2 separate regions of the Homo sapiens genome follow, and region 1 is linked to region 2. Evidence: chromatin loops called from intact Hi-C (ENCODE). Cell type or tissue: PC-9. All regions are shown on one strand. Region 1 has its middle 5.4 kb from the start of NPTX1. Region 2 overlaps RPTOR (regulatory associated protein of MTOR complex 1).

Region 1 (4,000 bases), 67 kb before region 2:
GGGTACTGGCCGGCTCAGCTCACTCCTGGTGGAAGGGCACGGAGAGGCCTGCAGAGGTTAGTTGGTAGTGGGAGGGGGAGTGTAGAGAAGGCAAAGGGGGCAGGTGTCCAGGAGAGGCCCTGGTTAGTGGCCAGTATGGAGAGGGTGGCCAGGCATAAGAAGACTAGACAGACCGGGTGCAGGGGCTCACGCCTTGAATCCCAGCACTTTGGGAGGCCGAGGTGGGTGGATCTCTTGAGCCCAGGAGTTTGACACCAGCCTGGACAACATGGCAAAATCTCATCTCTACAAAAATACAAAAATTAGCCAGGCATGGTGGGGTGCACCTGCAGTCCCAACTACTCTGGGGACTGAAGTGGGAGGATTGTTTGAGCTCGAGAGGTTGACGCTGCAGTGAGCCGAGACCACGTCACTGCACTCCAGCCTGGGCAACACAGCAAGATCCTGTCTCAAAAAAAAAAATTTTAAAAAAAGAAGGCTAGCCGGGTAGGTTGGGAGGTATTAAGAGGACCTCAGTGCCCATCAAGAGTCTTTACTCAGTGGACGGTGGGAGCTCATGCAGGGGTGTGCCTAAGCCTGGTGGGTGCCTGTGCCCCTTGCTCATCCTGCCGTATCTCCCCGGCCTCTCATCTTCCAGGCCATGCCTTGAGCTTATCTGGAACCTCCACCCTTAGCAGGAAGAAGGGTGAGCAATGGGTGGGTGCTGGGAGAATGCTGGGAGGGCCTGAGAGCACTGCGGGGTGCTAGGCAGAGGCACCCTTCTCTGCCCCACTTGCCTCAGCCCTTCCCGCATGATGTTCCATGCTGCCTCTGGAGGGGTGAGGCTGGGAGGGGAGGGTATGGTGGGGTGGGAGAGGCCCTGGTCCCCCACCCGCAGAAGAGAAGCAGGAGCCCTCGATGATCACAGCCCTGGGATAGACACAGTGCCTCAGCCAAGGGTCAGGTACATGCCCCTCTGGAGGACAGGCTGTACCCCTCGGAGACTCATTGCATTGGCAGCTGGTCTAGGATGTGGGACAGTCTGCGGTAAGGTGAGTGGCCGGGGTTTTAGTGTGTGAGATGTGCAACGCCATTTTCACCTGCATCTGAGTTTCCAGCAGCTCGCAGGGTACCGGCCATATTGTTTCTCTATCTGGGTGCTGATCTCATGGGGTGTTTGTCTTGTGACCATTCACTGGGCTGTCCAGGTGCAATCTGTGCACCTTTCTCTGTGGTTCTATGCCTCACACAGGGTGTGCAGGGCACAGCATCCGCAGGGTGTCCTGGGCAGAGGAGAGGGGCTTCTGGCCGCACCAGGGGAGAAGGCACAGGGACCTCTGGCAGCCCAGCCCTCAGGACACAGTCAGGCCACGTGACCTTCCCCCCAAGTGAGGCGCCCCTGGACCCACAGGGTTGGGTGTGGGGCTGCTCTGACGGCAGCCAGTCCCACGGGGCCTCTGAGTCACAGCCTCAGCCCACCTGTGCCTTGGAGTCACTCCTGACAGCCCCACCCACCAGCTCTGTGTGATAAGGGACAGGTCCCTGCTCCCCGGCTCTGCTGAGGGAGGCGCCCCACCCGAGCCTTCCCCTCTGTCCTCTACATGACACCCCTGCGGTGGTAACCTAACTGTGTCTTAAAAACAAGCACTTGTCCCCTTTCCAAGTCCTGGGTCCACATTCACGCATTTGCCTTTCAAAGGCACAGCTGGGCTCTAGTCCTCGCTCACCACAGAGGAAACACAGGGAAGCCCAGAGAAGCCAAGGTCGCACCGTCGCCCAGCGAAGGCAGAGCTGGGGCCAAGCCCTGGCCTTCGCACTCCATGTGGCCACTTTATCTCTGCCCAGCACAGGAGCTGCAAGGAAAAGACTCCAGGAGAGGAGCCCTGAGGGGACAGTGCCCCAGCCCACCCATGTCCAGTGAGTGGGCAGGGCAGGTGGGGCTGCGGACCCCAGGCTCAAGACCTTCTCACCAGCCATCTTCAGAGGAGAAGCCAGCCCTGCCTCACCGCAGGACTACGCGCTTCTGCCCACTATGCAAGTGTGGCGAAGCCTGCAGCAGCTGCAGCCAGGAGCTGATGGGCCGGGGCAGTGCCCCATTCTCCTGCGACAGCTGAGCTCCCACCCCAGATTCCCTGCTCCCACCAGGGGCTTCCCCACAGCAAGGACCACCTTCCTCCTCTGAGCCAGCCAGGCGGCCACTGGCCCAGTCTGGCTGGGGACAGGGCCCTGGGTGGTCTCTGTCCCCACCCTGCCTGTTCCTTCTCTTGGGCTGAGCCCAGTGCTGGGGTCAAGGATGGGGAATGGGTGCTCTTGAACTGCTGACTCACTGATCCCAATCAACAGGAGTTTGCAGGGGAAAGGTGAGCCCTTCCCACCTGGGGAAGGCGTGTCTTACTCTCCAAGTAGGCATTTCATGGCACCAGGCAGATGCTTGGGCATTTGCCATAGTGTAACTGTTCAGAACAGTTGCTCTCAGTTGAACAAATATTTCCAGAGCATCCACTGAGGGGCAGACCAGGTGTTGGGGCCAGGATGAGTAAAACACCATTCTCCGTCTCTGAGGCCAGGCGATCTGGCAGGCTAGACAGGGCTGAACACACCTTGGGTACCATGCGTGAGGGCCACAGGACGGGAGAGGTCCTGAGCCAGCACCAGGCGCATGGGTTAGGGTCCAGCCATCAGCTGGAAGGGTCTCCTGTGGAGGTGATAACAGGGGCTTGAAGAGTGAGCCAAGGGGGCTGGCACTAGCAATGCCAGAGCAATGAGGGGCAGGCCGTGGGGAGACGGACGTAGTTCATCCTGCCAAGAGTGAGCTGCAGGGGCCAGGGTAGATGTGGGGGAGTTGTGGGCAAGGTGGGCCAGGACCTTGGGGAGAACCCACAGTCCTGTGGAGGCGCTGTCTGGGAGCCCTTGGTGAGGGCGGAGCTGAGCAGGAGCAGGGCTTGCAGAAGAGACCTGGAGGGTGATGTCACAGGAGCCAGGGAGGAAGGGGACTGGGCTTGAGAGGCTTGAGGGCATTTGGGAGATTCCTTGGCAGGGGCTTGGTGATGGCTTGGGCGTGGGAAGTGAAGGAGAGGGAGGAACCTGGGAAGATCCCCGGCTTCTGGGCGAGGGGGTGGTGGTGATTCTGCCTGCAGAGAAGGGGTGGGGAGCCTGGGAGGGCCTGGAGGGAGGGAGGAGTCCACAGTTCACACTAGGACGCCTGGGTTTTCCAGTGGCTATCTGACATCCGGGAGGAGGCCAGAGCCCAGCACACGGAGGCTCTAGAGATTCCAAGACGATGAGGAGGCTGGTCCTGAGCTGACCTGAGCGGAAGGGGCCTGAGGGTGCAGAGGGAGGACGGGGCTGACAGCAGAGTCCTGGGAGCATCTTTAGAGGCCGTGGACCACAGCCAAGCCAGTAGGGAGCCCATCCAGGGAGGCAGTGGGTACAAAAACAGAAGAAAGCTGAAAAGAGCACCCTGGGACTCCGATATTCAAGGACCATTGTTTTAAGGTTTCTGATCTCCGCATTCAACAGTGACAAGGGCAGCAGACATCGGTACTCTCAGGCATTTGTACAGCACCTTCTGCACTTCAAAATGCCTTCCCTGCACCCCCAACACAGGGCTTGCAAATACAAAGCCAGGTGAGGAATGGCCCTAGGGCCCCCGTCCCAGCCCTCCCCAGTTTGCATTCATTTGGTTCCTGAGCTAGGACGCTCCCTCCAGCTACCGGCATCTGGCTGCTGAGGTGGGGGCCGGGGGCCTGCCAGCCTGCTGTGTCCTTGCCCATCAATTTTACCACCTGCGAGACGCCAGGAGAGGGCACATGAAATATAAAATGAGTTGAGGCATAAAAGTGTTTCGGAATAAAAATGATGTGTACTGGCAAGAGATTACAGTTATTACAAGGACCGTGCGCTGCCGCCATCACTCATACCTGGGAGAGGAAGAGTGTGGTCGCCTGCCGAAGGAGGCAGCAGCCACCGTGCCTCCTCCTCTGGGGACAGGGCCGCAGACTGCAGGGTGCCAGGCTGCAGG
Region 2 (4,000 bases):
GTTAGTCATTGGGGGAGGTTGTATAAATTCTATCTTATGGACATCTTTAGTAGTAACTATATAGTTAAAAGCTTTTGTGGTTGCTATACATATATGAAAAGACTTTTTAAAAAATTCTTTGTGGAGGGCAGTTTTTTTGTTGTTGTTATTTTGAAATGTGGTTCTCTCTGCTGTCCTAAACCTATGTTCCAACAGTTTGAAACTGATTAATGGGTATACGTTTGACCTTTTAATTAAAACATTAATTTGTGAATGATCAACATTCCCTAATAAGCTTTTCACAGGTTGTTAAGAGAAACAAAAGTTCTGTGACTCTTAGTGACTACTGAGATTGCTGCTTAGAAAGGAGCTGGGGAGAAAGTTTGCTGTATCTGTTTTTCGGTGGAGAAAATCAGCAGCTAACATCTTCAGTTGAGTGTGTGGGAGTTTGGAATCTTGTCATCTCTTCCCTCTTCCAAAGGTCAGGTCCTTTGGAATCTTGTCATCTCTTCCCTCAAGGACCGTATCACACATGCTATAGGACAGAAGTTGCAAACTCAAATGATATTGAGTGGGGATGGTAGCATAAGAGAATGAAACAGGCCACATTTAAGAAGAATAATGGCATAGGTTCAAAGATAAAGACAAATGGCAGCTGACATTTGGCACAGTGTGTGTGACAGTTTCTGGAGGGTGGGAACAGGGGCTCCCTGATGCCATAACTGAAGGGGCAACTGGGCTATGGCCAGGCCTCTCTCTTTGTCTTTGAGAAGTCAGCAAACTTTTTTTTTCTTTTATTGTAAATATTCATACTAATTCAGATTTATTACCAAACACACTGTAGTCCAACACTGCAGGCTGAACAACCCCATTTGTGGAGTGTTTTTCTGTTTCTTTTTTTTTTTTTTTTTTTTTGAGACAGGGTCTTGCTCTGTCATCCAGGCTGGAGTACAGTGGTGAGATCACACGGCTCACTGCAGCCTCGACCTCCTGGGCCTGAGTGATCCTCTCACCTCAGCCTCCCCAGTAGCTGAGACTATAAGTGTGCGCCAGTGTGTCTGGGGTTGGGGAGTCTCACTGTGTTGCCCAGGCTGGTCTTGAACTCCTGGGATCAAGCAATCCTCCTGCCTTGTCCTCCAAAAATGCTAGGATTACAGGCATCAGCCAACACGCTCAGCCTGGGGTGGTTTTTTTTTTTTTTTTTTTTTTTTTTTGAGATGGAGTTTCATTCTTGTTGCCCAGGCTGGAGTGCAGTGGTGTGGTCTTGACTCACTGCAACCTCCGCCTCCCAGGATCAAGCTATTCTCCTGCCTCAGCCTCCCAAGTAGCTGGGATTACAGGCGCCTGGCTAGTTTTTTTTGTATTTTTAGTGGAGATGGGGTTTCACCATGTTGGCCAGGCTGGTCCTGAACTCCTGACCTCGGGTCGTTCACCTGCCTCAGCCTCCCAAAGTGCTGGGATTACAGGTGTGAGCCACAGCACCTGGCCCTGGGGTGTTTTTTGACCAGTGGGTTACCTACGTAAGAATCTCTGTTACCCAGGCCTCCAGGCCACACAGTCCCACTGTGCTGGACGTAGCCTCCAGTCTGGTGGAGCAGCATGTTTGTAAAGTGAAATGTGTGGGCGTGGTTGTTCTGTGCTAGGAGCTACATCAACTACTTCCTGGTGGCCACTGACTGTCCTAAATGCAAGCTGAGATTTTGCTTCTTCTTGTGGTTAATGTGCAATTCCATACGCTTTTATTTTGTACATATATTCATTAGTTCTTACTGGCTCCTATTTAGTAGCCTTGCTACAGATTCCTCAAATTGACATCTTTACCAAAGTTGACTGACTGATGACTCCCAAGAAGTTTTTTTTGCCACCCAACACTTGGCATCCTTCCAGAGCTACAGCCCTTGCCCGCTCTCAGTTGGGATTCCTGCCATCTTTGTTTTGAATCAGTCTTGGTTTTCAAATGCCACTTTTACCACATTTTAATTTCTAAGTTACTGTTACTTTAAAATTATTATCAAGTTAGTTTGTTGTTTGGTTAATTCTACTATGTATAGTGAATGAGGCATATATGTATCCATAGTGTTTTTAGCTTGCAATTTTCAAATAACTAGACATATATGAATTGTAGTTCAAAATGAATCATTCACAGACCTTTGGCTAAAACAGATACGTATATATCTCCCCTATTTGTGTTTTTGGCTCACTGCAACCTCCGCCTCTTGGGTTCAAGCGATTCTCCTGCCGCAGCCTCCCGAGTAGCTGGGATTACAGGTGCCCACCACCATGCCTGGCCAATTTTTTTCATATTTTTATTAGAGACGGGGTTTCACTATGTTGGCCAGGCTGGTCTCAAACTCCTGACCTCAGGTGATCCACCTGCCTCGGCCTCCCAAAGTGCTGGGATTACAGGTGTGAGCCACCGTGCCTGGTCTAACTGTGATACTTTATAGTTATCACAGAGTTCATTTTCCTACTGGAAAGTGGACAGTGGGGATAACTGGTCTCAGATGACTCTTTTGCCTGGAATATGTGGGATGGAATGACGGGTGCTTGAGAGCTATTGCTCTGAAAGTGTTGACAGACATGCTATGTCTACACACATGTAGACTGACAGACACTCTGTCTACATGCATGTAGCACCCCTGGCAGACACATTCTGTGTACACATGTGTGGTGTCATTGTCAGACACTATTTCCATGCATGTGTAGGACCACTGACAGGCATCCTATGTCTACATGTGTAGGGGATGAAACGGTTAGATGAAGAAGGCTATTTTGTAAACCATTCTCTAGACTCAGTTGCATTGCTCTGTAGCCATACTTTGCCCAGGTCATGGAGGAAGCAGAGTAGATCTGTTCAACTAATACATGGACTGCCAAAGGTTTATGCGGTCTTTTCAGCAAGGGTAATAGCAATCCTTCATAATCTACACTACCCCCTCTGCTTTCCTCACCTTGCGTCCTCTCCACATTCCAACTGTGCCCTGTTCCACTCCCCTGAGACTGGTCTCCATATGGCCCCAGTTTGTTGCTAAATCTAAAGTTCTCTTCTCTGTCCTTCTCTGTTCTTATTTCACCTCTCAGCAGCATTCCACAATGTGGACCATGGCCTCTTCATAAAGCTCTTTCCTCACTTGCTTCTGTGTCTCCACGAAACTCGGATTTTCCTCTTAGGTCACTAGTTGTTCCTTCTCAGACTCCTTTGCTACCTGACACCTAAATGCAGGGGCACCCCAGGAATTGATCTTGGACCCCATTCTCTGTTCTGGGTGTGCCCCTCCCTAGCAGATCTCATCGGGGCCCATGATTTTAAATAGTGTCTACATGCCAGTGATGCTTAAACCCCCAATCTTTAGTTCTGATCTGGCCTGAAATTTCTGTCTCAGATGCCTACTGCCTGCTTTTTCTTAGTTTTCTCCATCACCGCTTGCCACAACCACCATCCACTCAGTTGTTCAAGCTGTAAGTTTAGAGTTTATCCTTAATTCTTTCCTCTCCCTCTCTTTATCGCCCCATCCAATTCATTAGAACCCATCAGCGTTACTTCCAAAGCATGTCTTACATTGGCCTGCTTCATTTTGTCTCCACTGATGCAGCCCCAGTCCAGGCAGCCACCGTCTCTTGTCTGGACACTGCATTTGTGTCCTGACTGGTCTCCCTATGTCCATTCTTGCCCTACAACCAGTTTTTCACATAGCAGTCAGAGGGATCTTTTATTTATTTTGAAATGGAGTCTCTCCTTGTTTCTCAGGCTGGAGTGCAATGGCGTGATCTCGGCTCACTGCAACCTCCACCTCCCGAGTTCAAGAGATTCTCGTGCCTCAGTCTCCCGAGTAGCTGGGACTACCAGTGCATGACACCATGCCCGGCTGATTTTTTGTATTTTTAGTAGAGATGCGGTTTCACCATGTTGGCCAGGCTGGTCTTGAACTCCTGAGCTCAAGTGATCCTCCCACCTCAGCCTCCCAGAGTGCTGGATTACAGGCGTGAGCCATCACACCTGGCCAGAGGGATTTTTTGAAAG

The links. Peaks named below come from ENCODE experiments on the same cell type or tissue, not always from the same donor. Only the 100,000 strongest peaks of a DNase experiment are listed, where the experiment ranks them.
Region 1: a loop joins it to region 2, with 3 times the contacts of the local background. A loop is called at or near these places in 4 of 110 quality-filtered maps.

The regions. Positions count from the first base shown.
Region 1 is chr17:80,480,055-80,484,054 of GRCh38, forward strand. No RefSeq gene overlaps it. Among named protein-coding and RNA genes, the nearest start is that of NPTX1, 5.4 kb to the left of the region's middle. In PC-9, no CTCF peak of the experiment used is centred here; no DNase peak of the experiment used is centred here.
Region 2 is chr17:80,547,206-80,551,205 of GRCh38, forward strand. All of the region lies in intron 1 of RPTOR (regulatory associated protein of MTOR complex 1), which reads left to right. Among named protein-coding and RNA genes, the nearest start is that of RPTOR, 4.4 kb to the left of the region's middle. In PC-9, no CTCF peak of the experiment used is centred here; a DNase peak (open chromatin) is centred at 1,566.